7 separate regions of the Mus musculus genome follow, and regions 2, 3, 4, 5, 6 and 7 are each linked to region 1. A link is a loop called in an ENCODE intact Hi-C map of the cell type or tissue named here. Cell type or tissue: heart. All regions are shown on one strand. Region 1 has its middle 10 kb from the start of Rps24. Region 2 has its middle 31 kb from the start of 4931403M11Rik. Region 3 has its middle 15 kb from the start of Gm31775. Region 4 has its middle 38 kb from the start of 4931403M11Rik. Region 5 overlaps Zmiz1os1 (a long non-coding RNA gene). Region 6 holds the start of Ppifos (peptidylprolyl isomerase F, opposite strand). Region 7 holds the start of Ppif (peptidylprolyl isomerase F (cyclophilin F)).

Region 1 (4,000 bases):
CTCCAAGGTAGTACTGTATGTTCAGTCACCAAGCTGCTTTCTTTTGGGCATGACATTGGTCAGTGAGGTGCCATCTGCCATAGGGATACTGAATATAGGTAGCCTAGCCAACCACATTACCCATTTACCAAGTTAACTGTGCCCTGCCAGTCCCTGATCTGGCACCTGGGGAGGAAAGAAGCCAATAGAGGATCTTGTGGTCTGGCTCCTGGAGTAGCTAGCAGGTTGGGACATTGTGGCAGTCCACAGCCAAACTTGGTGTAAGGCCGTGGATCCTGGAAGGTTTCCGGAGGTCATGGGGTTAAGTGATGTGATCTGGCTCAAATTCAAGAGCAGAGTCACATTCAAGGCCATGAAAAATGATTAAGCAGGTGCGTGAGGGAGTGGCCGTTCTGTGGTGGGGCAGGGGAAAGATGGAAATCCTGAATTTGTTTAGGTGGCTTCAGACAGTTGCCCTTAACTCCTGCTGTTTTTACAGGAGAAATCCCATTCTGAACAGACCTCAGACCAGCAAAGATAGCTGGCTGACTCTGGGTTATCAATGTGGACAGCACAAATTCTTGAGTCCCAAAGCACTACACAGCTGTTCCTCCGTTCTCCAGACTTTCCTCCTATGCCAGACCTGAGGCCCTGTCTCCCATAGTCTTCAGGCTGGGAGTGGGAGGATAAGACCTGATGGAGCAAGCCGCCCCCCCCCCCCCCCAAAGGTCAGCAGGGAACAACCCCAGGAAGACCCCGTGTGCCAGGCTGAGGACTTTTCTCATTCATTATTTTGGTTGAGTAAAAGAAATGTGGAGAATTAGAGATTGAACAGTAAGTGGAGTGTCCTTGTCACACGCTGAGTTTTTCCACACAGAATACTTGAGCCGTTTGACTGCTCATCAGGCACGATGGGAAGATTACAGCTGGAGAGGGCTGATGAGCGGGTATTTGAGCAGTGTACTGGGAAACGGCCCGGCCCGGTTCCTGCTCCTCAGCGTCCAGCAGCAGGAGCTGTTGGGGAACAGAGGGCTCCCACCCCTCCCTCTATAGCAGGTACAAGAGCAGGGTTGAGTAGTGAGGCTTTGTTAAAAATACTCAGCTGTTCACCTGTGTTCACTTTGTAGCTCGGAGTGGGAGCATTCATTCATCTGAAAATTTAACAGCTTTGAGGCTTGGACTCAAAGTTCACAAAGGTCTTTTCTGCCGATGTCTCTCGATGTGACAGGTCTTGTCCAAGAGAAGCTTGTGGATGAATGATAATACTACAACTACTGCTAATAAACATTCCGGGCACAAAACTAGGGAGATGCTTAGTGGATAAAGTTCTTGCACTTGTGAGGACTTGAGTTTAAATCCCTATCGCCTACAGAAGAGCTGGGCTGAAGCGGATACCCGTAACCCTAGTGCCAGGAAAGCCACAGGCAGATTTCTGGGACGCTTTCCAGCCTAAGCCTAAATGATGAGAGGAGATCTGAGGTCTACTTCTGGCCTCCATATGTGCATGCACGTGTAAATATATACATGTGATAAACACATGAACAGATTTATTGAGATTATACTGGGATCTGAGTCTAGGAGGGAGGCACAAATAAGCCCATTTTGCAGATGAAGATGTTGAGGTTTACAGGGAGCTAAATAGTCAGCCTAATGAGCCAGAGTAGCTAAGGAAGGTCATGGGTATTCACTCTAGCCACAGCACCAATTGCTAACTTATTAGATCTGCAAATTTCCGGACCGTACTCAGTCAACTACTGGAAAGTGAGAGTGGAGCCCAGTTACCTGGGTTTTAGCAAGCCTGGCAGGTACATTTGGCGCGGAGTAAAGTTAAGGGTATTGGGGGAGGAGACAACTGTGGGGGCCAGCAATGGATGCTTTTGATAGCCATAATACTGAACCTTCCTTGGTGGAATAAAAGTGGTCCCTGCGGCTGTCTTCCACGAGGGGGCACTGTGGATTCAGGCTTGGAATCGCCGGCTTTGTTGTCCCGGCGGCTGCTGCTGCTGCTCTCGGGAAGCCTGAAGAAAGCCTGCTGCCAGATTAGCTGAGGGGTCAGCCTTTCTTCTTCCGGGAAGGTCTGCCGGGGTGGTAATCTTGTTTACAGGATTCAGCCCTCGTGGTGAAACTGAACCTGGAGGGCTTGCTGCTGTTCACATGTGCATGGCGATGCCTACCCATCCGTGGGGCAAGGTCTCTGAAGATCCTCTGCAAACAACATTCCCCTTTTGTAGCTGCCCAGCCAGGCAGCTTACAGTTCCTTTGGAGGGCAGAGCACTAGAACCCCAGTAGCCGATTATGGCTCAGCGTTCAACGTGCTTCCGTGTCATAGTGTTGTCTTGTTTAGATGGGAACAGGAGCCAATTTCGAGTCTTCATTTTGTGGTTTGGGGCAGTTTTCCTTCACCTCTGGGCCCCAGTTTCCCAGGAGATTGAAGGGAGTAGCTTTCATTAGGTGGCTCTCAGCCCCTCTTTCTCTCCATGTCTAAAAATCCTGCCCTAGGGAAGAAAGGAGGAAGCCGACAACCCCCCTTTCTGTCTCCTGGTCTATCCTCCCCTCCTACAGAAGAAGCGTCAGGCTTATAGATCCTCTGCTTTTAAAAATAAGTGTAAATACACACATGCAGATAACAACATACAAGTCCTGCCCCAGGGGGCCGGGGAAGAGCCCAGCTCAGACTCTGAAAGGCATGTGGTGCAAGGACACTGCAGGGGCTGTGACATGACATCCATCTCTGGTGTACGTTTCAGTAAGCCTTTCCAGGGACTTGCAAGGCAGTAAGGTGGAACCTACCAAATTGGATTTTTTTTTTTCAGGTCCTTAGACACCCAGGATTTGCCTCTATATAGATTTCTATTCTGTGTGTTTGGAAGAAGGAAAGATTTACATCATGGTCTCCTCTTGGCTGCACGTGTTTCTTCAGAAAATACATTGTCTCACAGTGACTTCAGCATTTCCCTCCTTAATACAAAGGACTGGTATCTTATGTCTATAGTGGCTGCGCACTGAAGAAGTTGAATGCCGAGTTAGGCATTGAGCCTCTGGCATTGGCCAATATGAGCCTATAGAAGTATCCAATACCAAGGGAGATTCCAGCCTTCTGCTGACTCCCACCGTGTCTGATGATACACAGCATTTGGTTAGAAACTGCCCACCCCACCAGCAAGACCACTGAGTCATAACTCTCCACAGTAGAGGGTACAGGTTAAGCCAGATAACTACCTGATTTCCCAGAGAAGCAGAGGGCCTCTTTTGTTGTTGTTGTTGTTTTTTGTTTTTGTTTTGTTTTTTGGTTTTTCGAGACAGGGTTTCTCTGTAGCTCTGGCTGTCCTGAAACTCACTCTGTAGACCAGGCTGGCCTCGAACTCAGAAATCTGCCTGCCTCTGCCTCCCGAGGGCTGGGATTAAAGGCGTGCACCACCATGCCCGGCCAGAGGGCCTCTTTTGGCTCATCTAGTACCTCCACAGAAGTGTGGAGCGTATCAGTGACTTGCTGAGGTCTCTCAATTTGTTAATGGTAAGGAGGGGACTGGGCTTCAGGCTGCTTTACCCATAGCTCATGCCCCTCCTGACAGCATGTGTCATTTGAAGACGCTCAGGTGCATTAATACATACACAAACATTGACATCCCCCCCTTCGCCACACACATAGACATCCCCTCAATACATACTTGCTTGTGGTGCTGGGATGGAGCAAGCAGGAAGAGAGAATGCTTTATCTGAGCTACACCCCAGCCACTGAGTTCATGAAGCTCCGTGGTACCTTTTCCATTCTCTCTACCTCCTTGTCCTGTGTCTTCCCACACAGTCTATCATTAGCACAGAGGCGGCCCCTGGGAGGGTGAGGCTTGACATCACAACCTTGGTACTTCCTATGCCATAGATTCAGTAGACTGGAGGTCTTGGCTGCTAGTAACTTTGACTCGGTATAAACAGCCTTGAGTAGGCAGCACACATAGCACTCATGGGCAAAGGCTTGGTGGATGCAGCAGTTCTCTAGTGTCAGCAATGGTTTCCCTCCTTC
Region 2 (4,000 bases), 86 kb after region 1:
GGAGGGTTGTACTTTGATAGCAAGGTAGAAGGAATTTTCACTTCTAGAATAGAAAAAGTATTTTTCTTGGGAACCAAAAGCAATTTGATTCTGCAATGTACAAAGGAAAATGACTGGCAATGGAAGGCCTTAGGGGTAGCACTAAGTCCTGCATCTCCTGGCCTGAGGTGTCATCAGGCAGCCTTTCCTCAGGCTGGAAAGGAGCTGCTTAAGCTGTGGTGGCTTTGAATGTGCCTTGCTCTGAATTTCCTTTGTACACCTTAAAAAGAGGACAGCCACCTAGGTTGCTTGGTACTTGGTGGATATCTGGGATTTGTTGAGTTAATGCACATAAATATTTAGTACAGTGCCTGGCATGTGGCAGTTAGGGCTCAGTAAACATTGGCTCCTATCATGTTGTTAACATTGATGGAGGTATTACAAAGAACGTATGGTCCCCAGGTGCTGAGTATCACATGCTAATAACAGTTCTGCAAGGAAAGACTCACCATAACTTTCTAGAAATCTGAGGCTTGGAGAGGTCAGATAACTTGATCAGGTCTACACAGGTAGTGAGTAGTAGGGGCGCAATTTGACCCCTGGCATTCGGGGTCTGCTCTCTGGAATTAGTACTGAGTTTTAGGAGGAGAGCTGAGGGTCTCAATAGACACTAGAAGGAGAAGGGTGAGTAGAGGAAGCATTGTGGGGTGTTTTCCTCTTCTCAGCTAAGATCAGGCCTCTACAGAAGATGCCAAGCTGGGAAGAAGACCATAGATTTGCTTTGGCAGGAATTTCCTGTCTGGGTGTGAGGTCAGACCAGTCCCAGAGATGGGGTTATAGAGATGGTAAAGAGGGTTCTTGAGATGAGCCAAAAGGACTCATCTGGCCAGCTTTGGGGGATGCTAAGCAAAGTGACCCTTTGGTCATTACAAGTCATAGCTTTAGACATCTAGAATTTTCCAGCTTCTGAGGACCCTCTAATGCCAATGTTTCACAGACACTTGAGTGATACTCAAGTTCTGCAAACTGAAGCTCTGTTTCCATACAGAAGTTGCTGTCAGAGCCATTCATGGTCTTTCAGGCCTGACTGACATAGTTAGCTTCATGGGCTACTGTAGATTAGTTATGCCAGGACCCACTCCAAATGCTGGGAAACAAAGCAGGATGTTTGTTAGCACACCACACAAGCAGTAGTCTTAGCACAGTACCTGCTGGTATGGTGTCTACACATCACAGGTCTCTTCCTCTGAGGTTAGGATACATCTGTAGATGTTGTCTGTGGGATACATCCCAGTATCACCAGTCCCTGAAGTGGGGGATTAAGCTCCAGGTGCCTGCTGAGACAGCAGCTCTCTCTGCCCTGTCTTTCTCCATCACCTCCTAGTGCTGTCCTGGGGACCATCCTTTGGTTCCACCAACCCTTGAATCAGCTTATTTCAGAGAGATCAAGATCTCTGCTCTGGAGGATTCCTGCAATGGCAGCCAAGTTGAAGGCTTTGACAGATCTTGTAGTGGAGGACTTGGTTAGCTTTGTCCCCATTGTTGCCTATTTCTTAAGCCTAAAAGACTTAAACCCCAGCCCTTCATAGTGCATAACTCCCAGAGGTTGGAAGGCTGAACGCAGGATGCCAGCTTGCTGGGTTGGTCCTGGCAAGGTTCCTCTTCTTGGTTTGCAGATGGCCAGCTCCTGGCTATGACCACACAGGAAGAGAATAGAGAGAATGGAAGCAATGACTTCCCCATTTCTCCCTAACAGGGTGCTAATCCCACAGAAAGGGCTCCACATTCATGACCCAGTCATTTCCCATAGGCATCACCTCCAAATGCCATTGCATTGGGATCAAGGCTTTGCCATATATGGTTTTTTAAGGGGGGGGGGAGCAATTCATTCAGTCTGTGGTACAAGGAAAATTATCTATCAATAACATATTTCCCAAACTTGACTGGATCCATTTTGTGGAGGATTGGTGTCTAACTCAACTGGCTGACAGAAGTACTATGGGGAGTGAGTGGCAGCACCCTCTATCGGCAGCGCAGGGTTAGGACTTGCTTCTCCACAAATGGTAAATACCCTGCAACCTTAACTGGCTTCTCACTCCCCTCACCTATGAACCGTAGAAAATAATATCAACTCCCAAAGAGTTAATGCACCGTGAAAATCTCAAATAAGCTAGAGAATATTAGACAAATATGCGAGGTGGCTTGTCTCAACAGTGGGAGTAGCAGGCGTGTCAAATAGAAGGGCCTGAGCTCACTGTTTTGGGTCTGAGTCCTTTCTTCCAGACACCAGGGACAGGATTGTTTTCATCCACCAGTTTTCTCAAAAGAAGATGCTTCCTCCTCTGTGCCCATCATGCCCACTGCAGATCTGAAATAGTTGCCCAGAGGAAGGACAGGAATGGATCTGACGCCAGCGCATCCATCTTGGACCGCCCTTATCTCATTTTCACGGTCACCGGAGACAGTCAGGGAAGATAACCAGATGTTCCAGCATTCCCCCCTCGTTCGCTCTCTCTGGCTCACTCTATCTTTTTTTTTTTGTAAATTGAATTTAGAGGGCCTGTTTCTTAGCAACAAGCAGCAGTACGTGGCTCCAGAGTACTACTCAGCCATTGCTGTGCTCACATGAGCCTTTCTTTACAGGCTGCAAATTGAGACCTACACCGGGGCCGATAGGCAAGCCGGCTTGAGACCAGCAGTTCAGGGCTGAATTTAGGAAGGGGAATATTCCCAAAGAACTCAAGGTGAGGAGCAGGAGGGCTGTTAGGACCATCCCTGTGACATGATGCTGACTGTGTGGCTTGGCTGGAGGCCTGTACCTGCCTGCTCTTGCTGTGTCCTGGGAAAGCCTTCATCCTGGGAGGAGTGGCTTCCTAAAGAGTCCGGGATAAAATCTCAGATCTAGCTGTGATGACACTGTAGAGTTATATGTAAGCCATGGGACTTTTCCATATCCCCTTGTATATTTCAGGGATGTAAGATGGCCTGCCTTGCCAAGCTCAGGGACAAACAAGCCCCAGCCAGCAGTCCAACAGATAGTGGGCATGACGGCCATGTCAGAGGCCCTGCACCTTTCTTTCTCTGGCCTGCTATGCCTCCTTCCCTTCTCCAGAGAAAGAAAAACTAGATGTGGGGAGGGAGGGTAAACGCATCCTTCTCTGCAGTGCGTCTTTGGGATGTCTTCAGTCTTATAGACAAATAAATAAATATCTAAAAAATTCAAGTGGGAAGAGGAAAGGAGGAAGAGGAGGATGAAGGCTGCCTGCCGCATAGACTTGGAGTCATGGCAATGCAGTGTCAGAACCACAGACAGACAGAGTATTGGGTATGAAGGACCATTAAGCCCTTTTACGTGAATATCCATTAGCGTCTGAATCAGTGGCTGCATAGGCTGCAAGCTCCTGGCCCACAGGTCAGACATGACACTCATGGTGTTTTATAGTTTGTGGGATTAGTTGCTAACAGTTAAAAATGAGACAATTTCACATAAAGGTCCTTTGAATAACCACGAAGATCTGTGTGCTCTTCACTCAGCTGAGCAGGAGCCATCCTATTAAAATGGGACAGGTGCCATCTGGCTCACTGCAGTCTTCACACTCCCAGCTCCTGGCTCCCATGGACCCTTTCCCCGTTTCTTATCTGTCTGGTCATCAAAGGCATCTGAGCTTGCAATTCCTTCTGTACCAGTAATCCCTTGCCCATGGGCAAAGTAAGAATGCTAATAAAAAACCTACTGGAAACCTTCATTAAAATGATATAGTGTCATGCCTGTGCAGTGCCCGACATGTGGCAGGGGTTAAAAAGTATCTGTGTGGAGGCTGGAGAGATTGCCCGATCGGTAAAGTGCTTCTCATGCAAGTGTAAGGACTGAGTTTGGAACCCATGCACCCCACAAAAACCAAAGGGGGTGTAAGTGGCTTGAGTCTGTAACTGCAGAGTTGGGAGTGGAGGGAGGAGCCAAGAAGACCCCTGAAGTTCATTGGTTAGCCAGTCTAGCCAAATCAGTAAGCTTCAGGGTCAA
Region 3 (4,000 bases), 150 kb after region 1:
GGGGTCGAACCCAGGACTCTCACATGCTATGCAAGCACCCACTCTACCATCCTCAGCCTGAGATGCTGGCTTTCATTTCACTTCTGTGTGTCTAGATTTTTTTTTTCAACCTGAAATGTATCATGCCACATGCATTGCTTCTTGCTGTGGCCTTTGTCTCTTAACGACTAGTTTCCAGGTTGTCTCGGTGATGGTATTAAGAACACTCACCCATCTGTCAAAGCCACAGGATGGAGCTCCCTGGCATGGGCAGGCCAGAGTTTATTTAGCCATACCTCTTGGATGGGCATTCTGATTGCTTCCACTGTGATCAATTGCTTTTCTGTTGCCACTGTTCTAGGTCAAAGGCCTCCTTGATACCCTGCCTCTCTAGGTCAATGGAAATGAGAAATTGCTACCGGCCATTCTCCTTTCACACATTAGTGAAAATGGGAGCACCTTGGTGTCCATGATAATAAGAAGGCAACCACAGCAGCGTTAACCTGACTGGCCACCGGTGCTGCACTATATGCAGTGAGACCTTGCCTCATGGTGTCCTAGGAAGAAAAAGCATCAAATGAGCATGTAGGGGAATATATTCAGGGGACGTTCTCGGAAAGTCACTGGGGTCCCTTTAGTGTATCAGGGGGCGTCCTGAAGGAAAAGAACAAGTCTGTCTTCATTAGGCCCGGGTTACCCACCATAAGAGAGCTGCAGTGCAGGGGACACAGAGTGTGGAGCAGAGGCAGTGGCCGCCCCTCTCTGCTCCCAGGCACTGCTAGCCCAATTCAACTTGTTGCTTCTTCAGTGTCTTGCCCACGAGCTTCCTATTGTTACAGGGGCTCAGGGAAGGTCAGAAATGTGGAAGCTCTACCTTGTTCCCAGCCCCCAACAGTCTTCAGCTACTACTTAGAGGTGTGGCACGAGGATCCCCAGCCGGTTAAGGTCACTCTCCTTCCTCATCCCATTCACCCACACCTCCACTTACCTCCCTCCACTAAGCCCAGGCTGCATTTGAATTCTGGGTCTGCTGAAGGGACCCAGGGCTCAGAACCAATCAGTGGTCATTTTGTTTGAAAACTATACTAATGTGTGCATGTGTGCACACTTTTGCATGCATGCGGAGGTTAGAGGACAGGAGTTGGTTTTTTTTCTCTATCATATGTGTCCCATGTATCAAATTTCTGTCATCAGTCTTGGTGGTAAGCATCTTTACCCACAGAGCCAACACATTGGCCCACAATGGTCCATTTTAATGATTCAATATGAATATGCTGCACATTCCCATGGAGGACATTCTTGTGTGTGTGTGTATTCACACTCATGTGCATGTACATGAAAGCCAGAAGTCAACTTCAGTGCAGTTCCTTAGGCGCCATCCACCTTATTTATGGAGAAAAGTTTCTCACTGCCCTGTTGCTTGCCAGGCCAGTGCCTGAACTAGCTCAGCTGCTCAGTGAGCCCTAAGAGTCAGCCTGTTTCTGCAGTGCTGAGATTCCAAGTGTGTGCCATGATAGCTGGCATACTGTTTTTACTTGGTACAGGGTATCAAACGCAGGTCATATGCTGTGCAGTGACTACTTTACACACAGCTGTCTCCCTAGCCCCATGTGTAACCTTTGTCATTTCCTTGCATGAGTTCTAGACACAGACCCAGTGCTCCAGAGTGAGTCCCCTTTTCTAAGCTTTTAATGAACATTCCTGGTATCCAGATCTTCCCTTCTTATCTGGGCTCAATGCCACCTTGCAGCCCACAGGGGACACAGAGGGACCAGTTATGAGTATGCTTTGGGGGTCTTGGAAGTTACCCAGAAAAGCAGCCTGGAGGAGGCACTGAGCAGAACCCAGAGTGACAGATGGACACTCTCTGCAGGCTCACAGAGGGGCTTCTGCAGCTTGCTAGGAGGCTGTTTCTTTCCAGGTTCTTATTCTTCAAGGCCTGATGGAAGCCCACCCTGTCCTCAAAGCCTTCCTGGGCTTCTATCCTTGCGGGCTCCATTGCAAAGCTAATTTTGTCTGGTCTGTGCTGCCTCCTATGGACAGTGATTGTAAAAGTCAGTGTCGCCCATAGGACAGGTGGCACACACAGGCCTTAATAAATAAATTAATACATCAATAACTGGCTAGGGGAGCCTGGACTTGAGCCCTATCTCTACAGTGACCCCCATGGGATCCATGGGGCTCTGTGCAAAGCCCTGAGGTAATCATGAGTAGGAATGAGTACCCCAGGAACCACCTGTCTCCCCTCTCAGATCTAGGTTTGCAGGGAGCCACTCTCTCAAGCCTGAGGCCGGGCTGTTTGCGCTCTGCACAGGGATGTGGATATCTCTGTGCCTTTCCCTTCATCCTTCCAGGAGCAGGTTTCCGGAGACAAATATACCCTCCGCACCAGCCCCTCGATCTGTCTAAACACAATTTGACATGCGTTGCTATTAGCTTAGCACCTTATCAAATAATGTGGCTTGATCGAGATAAAAGGTTTTACAACCCTGGCTGCCTTTGTTTCTGCCTGCATTCACCCGCCGAGACAGCTAATAATTACCACCAAAGACAAAGAGAAATCTATACGCACGGCTTCCAGCTCTCGTGTGCATGTTAAGCAGCGGCAGGAGAGAGCTGGGAGGAGCCGGCTGGCGTTTGGTCTTGGCCAATCCTAGGGGCAGGAGGCCAGCCCCAGAACCTGGCCTAGTTGAGGTAGCCAGTGGTGAGCTGAAAGGAAAGACAGACGGATATGCTGGAGATGGTGCAGCCCTCGAATGTTGGAACCCTAAGTCTGTGCTACTAGGAGCTCTTTGATCTTCACTGAATCTCTGCTATGGGTCTGCCACAGGAGTCAAGACACCTTGGCTCTTGGGTGAGCATGCTGTCTAGCTCCACTTTCCCCACCCAGGAAGTTGAAGGGTTGTGGGTGGTGGAAATGGTCATTTCAGGCAGAAAATGGCTTAGATGACATCATCTAGGTCTGTATCATGGCTAAACCTGCATGAGGCCTTGACCACGGGTGCTGAAGGAGGAGACAGAGGCCTTAACTTGAGACTCTTGGGCAGACAGTCTTCCCCTCTGGGGCAGCAAACATGGAAGGTGCAAGGAGAGTTCAAGGAGAGCTCTAGGAATGAAAGCAAGCTGGGAAAGCTTCCTGGAGGAAGAGGGTTTGAGCAGTACCCAGATGGATGAGCAATGATACAGGTTGTGTGAGAAAGGTGTTAGAGCTTTGAGTCTGGATTATAGTGTCTGTAGGCACTGGTGGTCTCTAGGGTTTAACAATTGCCCCAGAACCAAGACTGAAGGGATATCTTGGAGTTCCCATCCACTACAGCCCTTGCCTGCTGTGAGAGGGGTAGAACCAGTGACAAGCTGCTAACTGTTGAAATGTTACTTTAGAAAACACACTTTAGCCAGGGCTACACAGAGAAACCCTGTCTCAAAAAAACAAAACAAAACAAAACAAACCACCACCACCAACAACAAAAGCAACTCCCACGTAAACACTTTCACTATTGCCAACTCCAAGACATCAGTAAGATGTCACTGAATGTAGAAAGGGTAGAGATGAGCGTGGGTGGCTCTTGTGATTGAGTGAAAACCCCAGCACAGCATGGGTTGGAGTTTACTGTGGACTCAAGGAGTCAAGTCAGTAGCCTCCAAGGCATCAGTAATCAAGAAGATAGAGCAGCACACAGGTCTCTTTCACCCCCACTTGCTCCTATGGCAGACATCACTAATCAATTATACTTTTGTCAAGCTGAGGATCCTTCTCATCCAAGAAAGTGCAATGGGTTGGTTAAAGCCAGCATGTAGTTCCATTGCCTGATCTAGACTTAATTTCCTCAAAAGCTCCTGAGTGATGAAACTGAAGAAGAATTCTCCTAAAATGATCAGCCCTGATGGCCTCCCAAACTGGCACTCTTCCCTGCTTCTATGCTGTCGTCGTTTCTTTTGAGAGCTGCAGTGAGGGAGAGCATCTGAAAGACAAAGCCATGGCAAGGCTGGCAGGTCTGGTAAAGACCAGGAAAGTCTTGTG
Region 4 (4,000 bases), 78 kb after region 1:
AGCTGACGTCTTCCATTCACTCTCCTGGCCTTCTCTCCTAATCCCTGCCATGTTTTCTTCCCTATCCCATCCCTCACCCAGTCCCCTCCCTCTATCTGCTTCCTATGACTACTTTATTCCCCCTTTTGAATGAGATTCAAGTGTTCCCTCTTGGGTCCTCCTTGTTATTTAGCTTCTTTGGGTCTGTGGATTGTAGTGTGGGTATTCTGTACTTTATGGCTAATATCCACTTATTAGTGAGTACATATCTTGCCTATTTTAAGTAATTTTTAAAACAGATTTTTCTGATTTTTACTTGATGTGTTTGAATGTTTTGCCTGCATGTGTATAAGTATATAACATGTATACATTGCCTGAGGAGACCTCAGATGTCCTAAAACTGGAATCATACATAGTGAGCCCCATGTGGACTCTGAGAACCTCTGTCTGGTCCTCTGCAAGAGCAGCAAGTGCTCTGAATTGCCAAGCCATCTCTCCCACTCTAGGCTTAAGCAGTTTTAAGTCCCATTAGGTTATGGACCTTGGAATGGGGACAAATTGCTAGGCCAGTTGTACAACTTAAGAGATTCCCAATTCTTCCAAACTTCTACCTCAACTAGGTGAGTCAGAAACTCTGGAGCAGGATTCTGGTGTTAGTATTAATGAAGGGTACTAGAGAGATTCCAGGGTGTGGTCACAGACTGGGAACATCTGGGCCAGAGACATCTGTGGGACAGGCAGCAGAGTGTGGGGGGTGACAGAGACCAGGCAGGGAAGACATGAGCTTGTGTGGGTTGGTTAGGACATGAGTGAGACAAGAGTCATTCTTCCAGGTCTGCGAGTTCTGCATGCATGGGTAGAGTCATCCTTGGACTGAATAGAGTTGAAATGAAATTGCACCCGTACCCACCACACACTCACTTCCCTCTGTGTCATGATCCCTTATATGATGCAGCATGACCATTGTTCACACACTGCTGCAATCAGTCGTCCAGAGGTGATGTGGAGACTCCAGGAGGATATGGAGCGATGTAGGTTTTATGCAGTCAGTGTATTGCTTTACCTAAAGTACTGAGGATCTCAGCGGCATGGAAGAAAAGATGGAACCAGGCCCATTGGTATCAGTGGGCAATGAGGTATTAACCTATGTGACTAGGGATTTCAGTATTCCTGTATAGGCACTTATATGATGTATGAATGGATATGCATACATGTGAGAAAGTGTGTATGTGTGTGCATGTGTCTGTACACCAGTAGCATTACACATATACATGAGTATAGATGACTTCATTGGTGTAGTTATGGGCATTTGTGTGTGTGTGTTCACATGGTCACGAATATGTGTGAGTGCATGTGTGTGCATATGTGCATATGTGGTTTTACATGTTGATGGCAGCATCTGCATGGGAAGGGTGCTATGTGTGTGTATGTGTATACTGGTATATACAGGTGTGGATGTTTATGTGTGGATACTTGTGTATGTGTTTGGCCATATTCCTAGGTCCTTGTGTTGGCATCAGCATCTGTGTTTGGTGCCGCATGTGTGTGTGAGAGAGTGTCTGTGCAGGGGAGGGCCTGGGCTGTGGAGTTAGGGGTCTTCTCTTTGCTCCCAACAGATGGCCCAGCAAATGAGTCCCCCTCTGCCACCTGCCTGATGCACTCTCTAGGGCTCTGCTTCCTCCCTCCAGTCCTGCTGGCAGCCCTAAGCTGTTTCCTCCCTCCCTCACTTCCCCCTGACATCTGCCCTCCTTGGCTGGTGAGTGGAAAAGATGGTGTTAGGAAGAGCTGAGATGCCGGGCAGGCCTGGCCTGCACCCACTTTGGCAAGACCAGAGAGTAGGTGGGGGCTCTAAAGTTTCGTTCTGTCCTGTACACGTGTATATGTGCACCTGTGTGTGCTCATGTGTGTGCATGTGTGTGTCTGGGACTGCAGCAGGGAGGGTGCAGCGTGCTGCTGTCTCCTGTGCCTGGGCTCTGTTGTCAGGGCTCTGTCGTCAGGGTGGCAGGCCGCCCAGGATAGCAAGCCTGTGCTTTGCAGACAAAAATGCCAGATGGTGAGGATAGGGGGTGTTCCTGGCCTGGCTGCCAAGGGCGAGGAGGCTTCTGTGCTCTGGAGAGCAGGCCTGTGAGGCTCATGTGGGCTGCTGTGGCTTCTTGTTTTGTTTTGTTTCTTCGTGGGAAGATGTCATGTATTTTGCATATCTCAGGATTCATTTCCCTTTGGGTTTCCATCAGCTTGTTAAACAATATGGCTCTCAAGTTCCAGCTATTTTGAAGCAAGAAGAGTACAGTTTCCTGCAAGGGAGACAAAAATCCTTATTTTATTCAGGAAATATGTATTTATAGAGTAGTTCGAACAGCATCATCAAAGGGGATAGCTGGGGAGGCTCGGCTTCTAGATTGTCAGCGAGCCCCAGGGTGGACAGAGGTGGATCTGTTCCATCCAGCAAACGGAATCATCCAAACTGTGCTTCCTACTCCAAACTAGATCCGTTCTGGGTAATCACTACACACCATGGCGGGGCCAGGCTTGCTCAGGTACACAGCAGGAAGGCATCAGACTGAGCTGTGTGTGGCCCATTCCTACCAGCACTGTGTCTGCTGGAGAAAGCCCGATGCTTTGTTTGCACCTGAATAACCCTTAAGCAGCCTCCCTGCTGGCCGGGAACTGTGAGAGGGCCTATTGGGTGTGAGAAGCTGAGGGGTAGGAGGCCCTACTGACGCCTGCTTGCAAACACAGCTGGAATCCTGGTGAAAGGAAGCAAGTTCTGCAAGGGAAACTGTTAGCTGCTCACAGAAACAGCCAACTCCCTGACTCCAGCATCAGCATTCTGTGCCTGCTCCCAGACCCTGGAGATTCTTCATGTTGAATAAGGTCCAACTCCCTCATCCCAGGGCCCAAGCCATGGGATTTATCATCTATTCTGTCACTGGGGCAGAAGCGATGGCTCAGTGGGTAAGACACTAGCTGCACAGGCATGAGGACCTCGGTTTGGATCCAAGCACCCTCATAAAAGCTGGGCATGGCCATGCACATCTCTATTTCTGGTGCTGAGGGGCATGGAAGCAGTAGGAATCCTGAAGTTTACTGCCCAGACAGCCTAACTAAAAAAGTTGGTGAACTCTAGGCTCAGTGAGAAACCCTGTCTCAAGAGACTATGGCAGAGAGTGGCATACAGAACGTTTAGCATCTGCCCTCTAATCTTACACACACATATGGACACATATCCACCCATGCATGTTCACACACATGTATACAACATATACATATGTATGCCAAATAAACCTAGTCCCCCAAACCTAGAAAATATGCATTTTTCTTTTCTTTCCTTCTTTCCCTCCTTTCTTCCTCCTCTCCCTCCCTCCCCCCTCTCTCCCTCTCTTCCTTCCCCTCCCTCCTTCCCTCCTTCCCTCCTTCTCTCTCTCTCTCTCTCTCTCTCTCTCTCTCTATTTGTTTGAAACAGAGTCTCTCTGTATAGCAATGGCTGTACTGGACTCACTATGTAGGCTACCTTAAATTTATAGAGATCTACCTGCCTCTGACTCCAGATTCTGGGATTAAAGGCATGTGCTGCCATACCTGGTCAGGAACTATTTCCTTATTATTTGTATATTATATTAATATATATTAATGTTAATTAATATTAATACAATATCTTGACAAGCTATTATAGCAGCAGATACATCAGAGAGAAAGTCAACTATCACTCAGGATGTCCTGAAAAGCCTGTCACTATGTGCAGAAAGCCTGTCCTATACCTTGCATGTCTTCGTGCCCATGTTTCTTCTCTCCTGGTTTGCCTAAACATCCCCTTCATTCTCTCCTCATGATCCTCTCATGGGCTCTGGATAAAAGAGCCCCATGTGATGTTTGCCTGAAATGTCAACTTTGTGTCCTTGAGCTCTGAGGGTTGGAGATTGTGCACCCATCCTGGCATGGGACGTTGGTCCTGACATGTGGGAGGCATTCTATTTGCTCCCTTTCACAGATGTGAGTTGCAGCTTGAAAACAAACTGATCCA
Region 5 (4,000 bases), 870 kb after region 1:
GGAGCCAGTGTCCTCAGAAATATCATCTGTCTAAAGCCACTGTGAGTCCCATACTGCACTACGTCAGGGAGCTGAGACATATCACCTCGGGCTCAGGCGTGACGTGTCAAGAAGTGAACTGCCCATCACAGACACACAGCTGCCTTGGTGGAAATGTTTAAGCAGTGGGTAAGGACAAGCCTAGGTCACCTCTGCATCAGACAGAATAGACAAATGTCCCTGAGGCCAGGCCTTAAAGTCTTGGAGGAAGTGTGGGGACCTTAGGGAAACATGAATACTGACACAAGTTCATTCAATCACATGCTTATGAACATGTGCTCACATGCACATGTGTGAGCTTGTACATATGTGTCCCTGGACACAGTAGCTATTCTGGTGAACAAAGGATATTACTAAGTCCCTGCAAGTGTGGAAGCCCCTGGCTACAGAAGTATGTTCCCCCTTAACAAGTGCCTAGAGGACACTCCCTTCCCCCTTCTCAGCCTCACTTTCCCCACTGTTTGAGGAAGGGGTTGTCTGAGGTCATCTCCAAGGTCTTGGGCTTCTTGCCGCCTGGCCAGTCACCTGCAACTCTCTGTCCCCAGAGCTGGCAGGAGCTGTGACTCAGAAGCAAGAAGCAGCATAGGAGCTGCCCACTGCCCCCTTCCCCCAACACACACACAAAGGGCATCTTGTTACCACAGCCTGCCAGCAGGCAAGGGAGGGCTGGGAGGTAAGGGACCAGGATGCCTGTGTCAGCAGGACTGGGGGTAGGGCTCAGTTAGAGGCTCTGCCAGGGCCATCGGCTGGCTGGCCAAGGATCCCCAGCAGTGGGCAAGGCCTTGGGCAGGCAGGCAGCCCTGAAGAGCAGTCTCAGGAAATGGCCGGCCCCCAGGCTTCTGTATGCAACCGTGTTTGTCAAGCTCCTTTTTAGTATCATTATTTTTCATTTGGATTCTAAATGAACCTTGTGCACCCAGCAGCAGCCTCAGGCCTGGAATTTCCCAGCTGTGTGGGCTGAAACCACAGCCCCTGCTCAGAGCTTACCAGATGTGAGCACAGTCACTCTTCCAATCTGCAAAATGGGAGTGCTGAGTGGAGAAGATGCTTAAATCACACTCTCCAGTGGGGCAGACACCACCTCCCAGAGGAGCCCCAACACTGGTCAGGACACCCTGGTACCTTTCTTGTTGCTACTGGCTCTGTCACTTCCTTGCTTTGGATCCTAAGGCAAAGCACTTATCCCTTCTTACCTCCGTTCTCTAGCCAGTAAAATGGGGATGGCTGAAAGGCAGCAGAAACTAAATAGAAGATTCTTTCTGGGCATTACCTGGCATCATATTCTGACACTGAACAAAGGACAAGCTGGAAGACACTCAGATTGTCCGTGCTAGTAAATAAATCAGTCTGCAGTTCTGTTCCCATAAGCGTATGAATGGTGTGCATACATATGTACATGCGTGCATAAGTGGACAGGCAGGAATTCTCCCAGGCCAGTACTTGAGCATTGAGGCCATTATGTGAACAGTACGGGGTCCAAAGCAAAGGCTCTTTGAGGCCCTTGACCTCCTTAGGACAACTGGACTCTTGTGGCTGGTTTGTGATATCCAGCTAGCCACATCCTTGCAGAGCAAACTGGTGGCTGCAGACGCTGCATCCTCCGAGCACTGGGTGGAGCTAGTGGCCAGCTGCCCCCTAAAGCATGCATTACAGTCCCAAGGAGCAATACATGCTCATAAACACCCCCTAGAGTTGCACTCCCAACATTTTCCATAAACTTCTATGCATGGGCATCTCCTCGGATCAGTATCTGTAGGTCTCTTACACCCCAGAGAAAGGATTCTGCATTCTGTCAGGAACATCTAACTGACAGGCTTTCAAAAACTAATGTGTAATGGGTACTGGTTAGTCTACCAGATCCTCCAAATGCTACCGAGCTCCCAATGTTCTTTGTCCCACTTGATGCATGAAAGTGAGGCCCAAACAGGCGAAGGTAAGTCAGGCCCGTGGGATCAGAAAATGAAAAGGGTAGGCACAGATTGAGCCAGGGGAGGGGGTGGGTATGAAGGACCATAACCCAGAAACCTAGACAGAACACAGCCTTAGTTGTGGGCTTGGAGATAGCTATGAACGGTCGGCAGGCGAGAAAACAAGCCTGCATGCGTAAAGACTCTCTTCTACCATCCTCTACTCCTGGGGAAGATCTTAAGACTTCTTGGCAAACAGTGTTTCCTTTTGGGCAGTGCCCAGGTAGAGCATAGGCCTCAGGCACAGATTACCTGGTCTCTTCCTCCCCTGGTTGCATCAGTGACTGAGTGTGGGAGGCTCTTTGCAGGAAAACAGACCCACCCAGGCTGAGCAGAGCTTCCTGACACAACAGCCACTGCATCCCTAAAGGAGGAAGATCAGTGGACCCAAGGGCCACATCACATAGGAAAGACTGCATTGTACTGGGTTACCACTGCACAGGAGGCAGTTCAAATTCACCACCTATTTAGCAAATCTTCACTGAATGCCCTTGAAGTACCAGGCCCGGGACTAAGCATAGGAGCCCAGGAGAAAAAAAGCAGAGAGGGCCCGTGAGCTCACGAAACTCACACGCCAATGAGGGATGAACACGAATATGCTACAGGAAAAGAGGAAGGTCCCACAGTGGGGATACTTGCCTGGCCTTGCTAACAAGGGAAGACTTCTGAAGGAGGTAGCACTGAGCAGGATCTCCTGAAGGGTGAACAGGAGCCATGCAGACCAAGAGAAGGTGAATAATGTTAAGGACTAGAGATATCTAGGCAGGTGGAAGCAGGCACCCACAACTTTCACAAGAACCATAGAACATGGGGACAAGCACTCCACTCTACAATGGAGGAATCTGGGACTCCTGAGTGACTGAGTCAGGCAGAAGAAAGTGAGGCCCATCTAGCTGGGCAGCTTGTTTTGACCCTATCCCACACACTGACATCTCCAATGAGCCCTAGCTCATTTCCAGTCCATTAGCCAACCCTGACTCGGCAGCATCACCCTCTTAAAGGACTGGTTTGAGAGGCTTCCGGTGCTACATGCAAGCTCTGTGGGAAAATGTCATGTTTGTGTAGTGGGTTTTGTCCATTATGGTGTGTGTGTGTGTGTGTGTGTGTGTGTGTGTGTGTGTGTGTACACTTCTGAGATAGATGGAATGCAGTTCCTTGTGCATGATAGACAAGCCATTCTATAACTAAGCTACAGCCCCAGCCCATGATTGATTAGTAATGTCTGCTGTGGGCAGAAACTTGGAAGCCTTCATCACTGGTTCACCATAACCAGGCAAATGCCTTCAGGCATCTGGGAAGATGCAACAGAAGTCCCTGTCCCTTTCCCTACTTTGTGCTCTGCCATGGTTGGTCTCAGTGACAAGGGTGAAATTCTTACCTTTTGACTCCTGTTGTAATGTAGATAGACTATCTGGGAAGTTTGGGCCACGGAAAGCACTAGATTGAGTTTCCTCGTCTGTACATGAGTAGGACCAAAGGGTCCTGGAGGCTCTGAGATCTAGAAAAACAAAGTAATTCTCCAGCCCATGACCCCTGAGCACATAATGGGATTGCAGGAAGAGCTAAATACCATCTCAGGGTCCTGAGATGGAGACTAGGGGAAAGCGAGACCAGAGGAGAATGGCGGGGCTCAGGCCAAGGTTGCCAAGTGTGGTATGTGATGGGCTTGTACTGAAAGGTTTGAACTGTGACTAGCAGTAGCAAAGCCAGGGAAGGAACAATGGGACCAAGAACGGAGACCAAGCCCTCTGACTTGTCACCTACCTAGGTTGGCCCAGAATCCCCTTTGCTTCCCAGCACATGGGACGAGGACCTCAGAGAAGCCTTCTCGGCCATACAGACTTAAGGAGGTCCCTATGCTGCCTTTGTGTCTCCCTGTCAGCCCCTCGGTGTTTCCGCAGTTCTGGTGCCTTCTGCTACATTTCAGTTCTTTCCGTGGTCTGCTTGTCTCACTGGTCTGTGAGCCTCAGGGGATGACCATGAGATCTGTTCCA
Region 6 (4,000 bases), 1.2 Mb after region 1:
AGGGAAGGCTCCTGACTCTTTTCCTTGATCAGTGGGGATAGCAGTTGCTATTTAATGTTGTCTTCCTCCTTGCAATAATTTAACATAGAATTCAAGATCTCATCGAAACAAAGCTGTGACACTCATGGCACTGTCCGTGTGTGACCTGTGTTGCTGTGACACTCACGGCACTGTCCATGTGTGACCTGAGTTGGCACAAGCCACAGACACCCCCAACCCCCCCACCTCCCAGCCTGGCTTCTGAGACATCACTCAGGGCTCTTGTGAAAGTCCCAGCGTCAATGCCTTCCCTCCTGGTCACTGTGAATCCTGCTGGCTGCTGCTGTGATTTTTGAAAGCCTGTGAAATAGAAGCAGCAGGACCTGGGAACAGACCTGTGAGCCCGGTCTTTCTGCTCAATGTGAATTCCCGTGGTGAAAACTTACAGACACTGCCTGACCTCATGCTGTTCTCAAGAGGGAAGTGTCTTCTGGCAGGCTTTGCTTTTTCTGTATGTTGAATAAATCCAATCTATCAATAATATATATGTAAAAGATTTCTGGGACAGTCCTGTGTGTTCATCTCAAATGTGATAAATAAATCCTATTTTCTATAAAATGGCTGTCTCTGGTTTTGGAATGAAATTTACATCTTTGGGGCTCATTTGTTTTTGTGACAGGGTCTTGCTGTGTGGTCCAGGGTCTTGCTGTATAGCCTTTGGCTAGCTTCAAACACTCTTGACCTTCCTCAATGCTGTTGGGATTACAGGCATGGAACATTGACTCCAGCTGGGGCCAGTCTTGGAGTTACTATGTGTTAGGTTCTATGCTTTGAACTGTTTTTTGTTTGTTTTGTTGTTTTATGATGCTAGGGCCTTTGTGCACACAAGCCACGTCCTCAGCCTTATTGTAAGGAAATCCGTGTAGAACATTCTGTGTCCTAACCCCAAGTACTAGCTCAGAAGCCACTGAGAACATCCTTGCTACCATCTGTCCTGTAGGATGGTCCAGACAGTCCCCACCGTGAGCACTACCTCTAGGTGAAGTCCCAGCTATGCTTAGTGATTGAGCTTCAGTTTCTCTCAGCTACATAATGTGTACATGACATCTAGGTCTGGAATTGGGTGTGACCCATGTGAGGTGCATGGTCTTGGGCCAGATGTATCATCACAGCAATCTCTGGGTAGTGACTTACAAGAGGGTGACATTTCCCGTGTGTCAGAGATCCTTAGGAAAGGGGGCTGAGATCACCAAAGGTTAGAGGTGGGTTTCCCTTTTCTCATGCTGGGTCACTGAAATGTGGAATTCTTCATTGCTGAATTCTCAGGGAAGACAGGACTGGGGCAAGCACATGACTAAGAGTTTCCTTAGGTGGGTAGGGACATAGCATAGCTCATGGAGAAGGGATGTGGGCTCTGGCTGCGGTGAGTATTGCATTCATGCCATATAGAATTCCTGAATCAGGTGATGTCAGGTTAGAGGTAGGCGTGGTCATTCTGACATCATAGAGGTTATGCTGAGTCTTCAGAGTCTTGGAGTTTCCATGAAGTCAGAGCTCAGCTCCTTGGGTTGAGAGTTTGGTTGGAGTAGTAGTTAAAGCCATTTTGGGAGCAGCCAGCATCCTCAGAACAGCTGGCTGTGATGGTGTGGACCCTGAGCAGGCATTCTGTGCCTGTGTCCACGAGCCTCTGCAGTCCTTTATACAGTGGGGCTGCCGAGGGACTTCATTTGAGACGCAGATCTCGCCTACTAATAACTGATAATGTCTCATGCAGCACAACAGCTTACAGGTGAGAAGATGAGGCTACAGGCTGGCTTGTGATTAATCTAGACAATATGTCAAGCAGTTGGCAAAGGACAGACCTCTTGAGCTCTTGGTGGTACAGAAAGTACACACGGGCTTCTTAGGATCATTACCTAAAATCTTGAGGTCACACAGGTACTTTACCACTGACCTGTGACCCCAAACCCTCCCCTTTTTGTTTAGTTGTAGGCTAGGTCTACATTGTCCACGGTGGCCTTGAAGTTACTCTATGGCCCAGGCCAACTTAAAACTTGTGACTCTTTTTGCCTTGGTCCTTTGAATAGCTTTGATTATAGGCTTATCCCCAGCCACTTTAAAAGTATTTTAGGAACATTATTTATTTACTCACTTTAAAATTTGTGTATTTCTGGTACAGGTCAAAGATGTGTTGTTGTTGTTTTTGGAGTTGCCTGCTGACCTGGGGTACTCCAGGCACCCAGGACAAGTCAAAGGGAAAGCCATCCCTCCTTGAGCTGTGACCTGCCTCCTGTCAATTTCAGAGGGGTCCAGAGTTAGAAGTGGGAGGGCTTGTGTTTCCTGAGGATGTGTGTGTTCTGTCTCCATCCAGTGGAATCTAGGGGTACAGCAAGCATGTAAGAATTTTTCTGAAAACCACTCCCTAAAGGCAGAGGCAAGGTCATCCTCTGCAGCTCTCAGAGGCCCAAGCCAGGTTTTGGGGTTTTGTTTGTTTGTTTGTTTGTTTGTTTGCTTTGTTTTTTCCAGACAGGGTTTCTCTGTATAGCCCTGGCTGTCCTGGAGCTCACTTTGTAGACCAGGCTGGTTTTTATGTGAAGCATCTTTTAAAGTAACACAGGAAATCCTGGCTTGTTGCTTGCCAGTAAGTCCTCAGTACCTAATGTGTGCATACATACATCGGTAGCCCTCAGTACCTAATGTGTGCATACATACATCGGTAGCCCTCAGTACCTAATGTGTGCATACATACATCGGTAGCCCTCAGTACCTAATGTGTGCATACATACATTGGTAGCCCTCAGTACCTAATGTGTGCATACATACATCGGTAGCCCTCAGTACCTAACGTGTGCACCAAGTGTTGAACCTGTATATGCTTTCTAGATGGCATAAGATGTGATACCTTATGCTTTCAAAAACCAAAACATCAAATTTCTGAGATGCTTGGTAGCTTTTCAGAATGATTTCACTGAGATAAAAATTTACATATAGTAAAATTCACACATTTTAATTGCACCATCAATAAAATTTTGAAAACCACATCCACTGATTAATGAGCATCAGTGAAGACACAAAACCTCGCCAGTGTTTCAGAACCTTCCCTACACGTCTTTCTAGGCAGCCACTAGGTTCTAGTACCACACGATGACTTTTGCCTTTCCTAGGACTTCATGTGGAAATGAGATTGGAAACTTTTTTTTTTTGGCCCTGGCATCTCTAGCATAGTGTGTGTGAGACTCTTAACATTTCTCAACCTGTGGAGCCCAGCTACCCTTTCACATGGAGGTCACATATCAGATATTTCCATCAGGATTCACTACAGTAGCAAAATTACAGTTAGAAATATCTTTATTGTTGGGCGAGGGGGCGGGCACCACAGTATGAGGAACTGTATTAAAGGGTCACAGCGTTAGGAAGGCTGAGAACCACATCTGGGTTCTGCAAGATTTCGCTTCACGAAAAGCAATTCTGCAGATGTTTCATAGGTGCACTAAAGCCTAAAGCCTGGGACTCGCAGGATCCCGGGAGCGCATACAGAGCCTGAGCTGCTTGCTTGAGGCTGGATCTCACTCTGCTGCCTGAGCTGGTTTTAACTCCTGCACTGAAGAGACCGATTAGCTTCAGCTTCTCAAATAGCTGGATTGCTGGGTGCATGCTGAAGGACACAATAAAAAGCACTTCGCTCTTGAGTCATTTATTTAGTGTGCATGTGCATGTGCGTGTGCGTGTGCGTGTGCGTGTGTGTGTGTGTGTGTGTGTGTGTGTGTGTCTTGTACTGGGGACCAAACTCAAGGCCTTAGATAAGCATTCTATCACTGAACTATAACATAGCCCAGCTGGAGCCTACTGAGTACAAAACCAACTGTGTTTTAATTCAGGAATGCTAGGCTGGTTTAACATCAGAAAGATCAATGAATATAACAGTGTAACTTCATGTACACACACTATTAGGATAAGACCCCAAAGTTACAGGGCTTTGAAGGGGACAGAAGAAACATTTACAAAACACAGAGGCATAGTA
Region 7 (4,000 bases), 1.2 Mb after region 1:
ACCAACTGAGGACAGGGCAGGGGAAGAACGACGTCAGAATCCAGCCCGTGGTGAAGATGGAATCAGTCTCTGGCTCACACAAGGGGCGTGCTAATGTGTTTGCCAAAGAGCTGGAAGAAGTAACATGAGGGAAGGCAGGTAGACAAGGGAGCACTGTACCGTCTTTGACTCCCCAGTGCTACCCATGACATCGGGCCTCAGCCTGGCCGTTAGAGACCTCTGTGATGGTCCTCTCCTGGCGTTTTTCCGTTTTTGTTTAAGATCACAGCCTTTCCTCAAGGATGCCCTGACTAAGCCCAGCCAGGGCTGTTGTAGGCTCATCCTTCGCTCTTGGGATAACCTCTTCACAACCTTGTGTCCCTGTTGTACCCAGGAGTGGTCACGTCCAGGCTTATTTTCCGAGATGGAAGTCACCTCCCCTGTCTCCTGGGCTCCTAGTTACGGTATTTTCTGTTTTCCTACACTGTCCTCCAAGGCTTTTCTCCTGCCCTTTCCCAGTCTAGATCCATGATGACTGTCAGGAGGGTCTGGCAAGCAGTAACAGTGACCGTGAAGTCAGACAGGTTGGTCTCAGCCAAACACACTCCCTTTGACAAGTCACTGCCACAGTGTGGGGGGTGGGAAAGAGAGCTGCTTCTTGGGCCACATGCTAAGCCATGAGGAAGGTCTGAGGCTGGGAAGGAGTCTTGTGAATGAAGGCTCCTTCTCTTCTGGGGTGGGATCTGCATACTTTAACACAGCAGGAGCTCCATCCTCACCTCTGCAGGCTCAGGACAACAAGTTTCCACAGCTCCAATTTGAGGTATGTTAGACCAATAGGAGTCAAGACCTACAGGAGTCGATGGGCTACAGAAAGCCTGGGACTTGTGGATGCTTCCTAGCAGGGCATGTGTGGTGGTTCCTCTCCACTCCCTTCCAGTCTAAGTGTGCACTGCTGTTGCATAGATTTTAGAAAATGTGCCAATGGCTCAGGCAGAGCGGAGGGCAAGTGAGTTCCCCTTGCAGGCAGCTCCCTTTGATACACACTGACAAGAAAAGACGGGGCCCTATGTGGGGTTGGGTGAGACCCACCCTAGACTAGGGACTGGTATACAACCCATCAAGGCCAGTAGCACAAAGCAGAGAGCTGTGGACCATCACAAGAGGGTTCAGGCTGCCATGTGTGAGGCGGGGAGCATGCCCTGATTTCATAGACTACTTGGACCAGCATGGCTTCTCCACACACACACACCCCCCAACTGAATCTTGGGTGGGACAGGCCAGGCTCCCCGGCTCCTAAGGCTCTCAGCTCCTTTCCTGCTCCCGCCTCTCAGGACCTTGGGACCTTGCACTGGAGATTCCCCGCTATGCTCTGAGCACACAGTCTAGGCTATGCCCATCGCTGTTGAACACAGAACAGCATTTAACAGTTAACAAATGCTTCTCTCTCTTGTTTGTTTATCCTCAGAACAGGTATGAGTAGAAAGCAGGGTAATTTCTCATCGCTTCCTTGGTTGCAGGACTGGCTGAATCCAGCAGTAGGGAACCAGGGTTTTCTAGCCCTAGTTAGAGCCTTTTTCTCTTTCTGAGCCTCAGTTTCCTAACTGTGTTGGCTCACATGCTCTCGCTGGCTGGCATTCATTTGATTCCCAGGCTGGTGCTGTGCCCAGTGCACCAGGGTTTAAAGTCCTGCCTGTGGCTCTTCTGCAGGCTCCTTTCCTTTTATATCACACACTGCCAACTTCCTGGCATCCCTAGAGAATGGTTGCTTAGGAAGTTACCTGCAGGTGTGGTGCAGTTGGCAAGGAAGTTTATTCCAGGTGAATGTAAATCTAGGGGGCATTCCAGGGGGTGTAAATCTAGCCCCGCACTCTGCTGGCCTGGCTGGAGGTGGTGGGAACAGACAAGGGCTGTCAGAGTGGGCTGGGACTGAGGCCTGGCAGATGCACTATTGGTTCGGCAAACTGTATTTTCAGTCCTGGCGGAGGATCTGGTCTCTAGAAGCAAAAGGAGACAAACTCAGCCCTGGAGCCGGCAGCCTGAGGTCACCTTGTGGGTGTCTTAGACTGTATCTCTGCTTCTCTGTTCTTTCTGTTATCTCTCCCTTTCTGAGCCACCTCAGATTCCCCCACCTACACCCCCCCACGTCTTTCTGAATCTCAGGATCAACCTTTCTCTTGATCTAGAAGCACTTTCAAAGGACTTCCGGCTCAGTGTGTAGGGATGGAGGGCGGGGCACAACGCACGAGCCGATTACGCTGCCAGCGGCAACCGGCAGGGGACGCTAGCGAACAGGTTCCGAGGGGGCGCGGCGGAGGCGTGGAGGGGGGCGTGGTCTCGAAGCCAGCCGACCAATAAAGGCGGCGGCGCGCGGCCTAGGTATCGCTTCCTGGGTCGTACGACCTTGCCTGTGTCTGCTCTGAGTTCTTCCGCGCGCCCTCGCCCGACCCGCGACAGCGATGCTAGCGCTGCGTTGCGGCCCCCGCCTGCTCGGTCTGCTCTCCGGCCCGCGCTCCGCGCCGCTGCTCCTCTCCGCGACCCGTACCTGCAGCGACGGCGGAGCCCGCGGCGCGAACTCTTCCTCCGGGAACCCGCTCGTGTACTTGGACGTGGGCGCCGATGGACAGCCGCTCGGCCGCGTGGTGCTGGAGGTGAGGCTTGGACATTTGGAAAACCTGGACTTCCCGGGCCCTGTACTGTGCCTGGCACATCAGGTGACCTTGAGCCTCAGTTTCCCTCTCTCAGAAGAGGCGGCATCAGCTTGGTCCGTTCGGGGCTTTTCAAAACCCTGGGGGGTGTGGAGGAAAAGGTCAAGGTCAGATCGTACTGAGTGACAGCCCACTGACCGGCCTGGACCGACGTTGGGCTTCCTAGACCCTCTGCGTCCGAGGTTGGACCCAGAGCTCTGGGGTGGGTAGCTGAGGTCCAGGTGTTGCCAGGTGCTCACGTGGTGGCCTGAGCGCACTCCGGATCCGCCCCCAAGGCCTGGTTGCCTAAGAGGAGACACAGGGAATGCAAGTGAGAAGGTTCTGGCTGCCCAAGCCCTCTCCATTCCCTGAGATTTGACCCTTAAAAAGAAAAGTAGGAAACAGACACCAAGGTTATCAGGAGGCCATCCCAGGAGCCTTTAGGCTGTTCTGCTTTGAACAAAGGTACCAGTTAGACTGCCGATCTACTGGGGGAGGGGAGCTGGCATTTTTTATTATGCCTCATTTTCCTCGTTTGGAAAATGAGGAGTACCTCCCCAACTCTGTTTGGTGAAGAGGGATTCTTAAGAGAAGTTGAGAGGCATGAGGCAGGCTTGGATGACGGTCCCCTCCTTCCCTTCTGTGAGCCTCAGTTTCCCCCAGCACTGAGGAAGGTCAGCTAATTCTAATGTGATACTTACTCTTGGTCCAGGGACTCATGCCGAGGGCCTCCAGCTGACATTTCTGTCCCGGAAGTGGGCCAGGATGGCACTAGTTTCTTCGGATAAGAAACTAAGGCTGTCTCAAGCAAGCTTTGGTTGGGTTCAGGAAGCAGCTGGCAGAAACGATAGTGGCTTTGGCAGTTCCGAGGAGGGTTGGTGGTCATGGAAGGGAATGGCCCTGTTCTTCTTTGTCATGATGCCCTGGCCTCTGGGTGTGAATGGTGAGGGGGATCTTTTTTGCACCTGCTTCTGGACTGACCATCCTTTTCTGTTCCTTTTCCTTCACCATAGTTAAAGGCAGATGTCGTGCCAAAGACTGCAGGTAAGGCTTACGTGGAAAGTGAGCCCGGCAAGGCTGGTGGGCTTGGCATGGAGTTAGGACTTAGATTATGACCATATGGGAGTCTCAACCTAAGCACAGCTGATGAGTACCCTGAGGCAGCCTTTTGTCCCTCTCTGGACCTTGTTGTCAACTCTGCTAACCAGTCTGAAAGTAGCTAGACATCTCAGAACCAGGGGAAGGCCCATGTAAGCTCTCATTGATAGCTTCCTCCCACTTCTCCATGACAGCACAGGGCAGGGTTAGGTAAAGTGTTTGGGCTCTTTGCTTTG

Evidence for each region. Hi-C counts contacts between places; a loop is a spot of excess contacts. Peaks named below come from ENCODE experiments on the same cell type or tissue, not always from the same donor. Only the 100,000 strongest peaks of a DNase experiment are listed, where the experiment ranks them.
Region 2: a loop joins it to region 1, with 2.4 times the contacts of the local background. A loop is called at or near these places in 6 of 42 quality-filtered maps.
Region 3: a loop joins it to region 1, with 8 times the contacts of the local background. A loop is called at or near these places in 11 of 42 quality-filtered maps.
Region 4: a loop joins it to region 1, with 2.5 times the contacts of the local background. A loop is called at or near these places in 6 of 42 quality-filtered maps.
Region 5: it touches region 1 in a loop (2.5-fold over the local background); 5 of 42 quality-filtered maps call a loop at or near these places.
Region 6: it touches region 1 in a loop (6-fold over the local background); 13 of 42 quality-filtered maps call a loop at or near these places.
Region 7: it touches region 1 in a loop (2.9-fold over the local background); 13 of 42 quality-filtered maps call a loop at or near these places.

The regions. Positions count from the first base shown.
Region 1 is chr14:24,498,769-24,502,768 of GRCm38, forward strand. No RefSeq gene overlaps it. Among named protein-coding and RNA genes, the nearest start is that of Rps24, 10 kb to the left of the region's middle. In heart, a CTCF peak has its summit at 1,918 (motif pointing right); DNase peaks (open chromatin) are centred at 233 and 1,973; H3K4me3 peaks cover 434 bases; H3K27ac peaks cover 789 bases.
Region 2 is chr14:24,584,676-24,588,675 of GRCm38, forward strand. No RefSeq gene overlaps it. Among named protein-coding and RNA genes, the nearest start is that of 4931403M11Rik, 31 kb to the right of the region's middle. In heart, a CTCF peak has its summit at 2,027; no DNase peak of the experiment used is centred here.
Region 3 is chr14:24,648,514-24,652,513 of GRCm38, forward strand. No RefSeq gene overlaps it. Among named protein-coding and RNA genes, the nearest start is that of Gm31775, 15 kb to the right of the region's middle. In heart, a CTCF peak has its summit at 2,015; no DNase peak of the experiment used is centred here.
Region 4 is chr14:24,576,983-24,580,982 of GRCm38, forward strand. No RefSeq gene overlaps it. Among named protein-coding and RNA genes, the nearest start is that of 4931403M11Rik, 38 kb to the right of the region's middle. In heart, no CTCF peak of the experiment used is centred here; DNase peaks (open chromatin) are centred at 1,989 and 2,699; H3K27ac peaks cover 1,239 bases.
Region 5 is chr14:25,371,118-25,375,117 of GRCm38, forward strand. All of the region lies in intron 1 of Zmiz1os1 (a long non-coding RNA gene), which reads right to left. Among named protein-coding and RNA genes, the nearest start is that of Gm41113, 6.2 kb to the right of the region's middle. In heart, CTCF peaks have their summits at 735 and 1,661; a DNase peak (open chromatin) is centred at 704; H3K27ac peaks cover 2,497 bases.
Region 6 is chr14:25,699,872-25,703,871 of GRCm38, forward strand. Ppif (peptidylprolyl isomerase F (cyclophilin F)) reads left to right here. Exons shown (of 6, transcript NM_134084.1): 6 at 1-597. Ppifos (peptidylprolyl isomerase F, opposite strand) reads right to left here and starts at 1,411. Exons shown (of 3, transcript NR_028021.1): 1 at 1,174-1,411. In heart, a CTCF peak has its summit at 2,347; no DNase peak of the experiment used is centred here.
Region 7 is chr14:25,691,794-25,695,793 of GRCm38, forward strand. It overlaps Ppif (peptidylprolyl isomerase F (cyclophilin F)), which reads left to right and starts at 2,377. Exons shown (of 6, transcript NM_134084.1): 1 at 2,377-2,630; 2 at 3,680-3,710. The coding sequence starts at 2,439. In heart, a CTCF peak has its summit at 2,262; DNase peaks (open chromatin) are centred at 1,221 and 2,318; H3K4me3 peaks cover 2,310 bases; H3K27ac peaks cover 2,372 bases.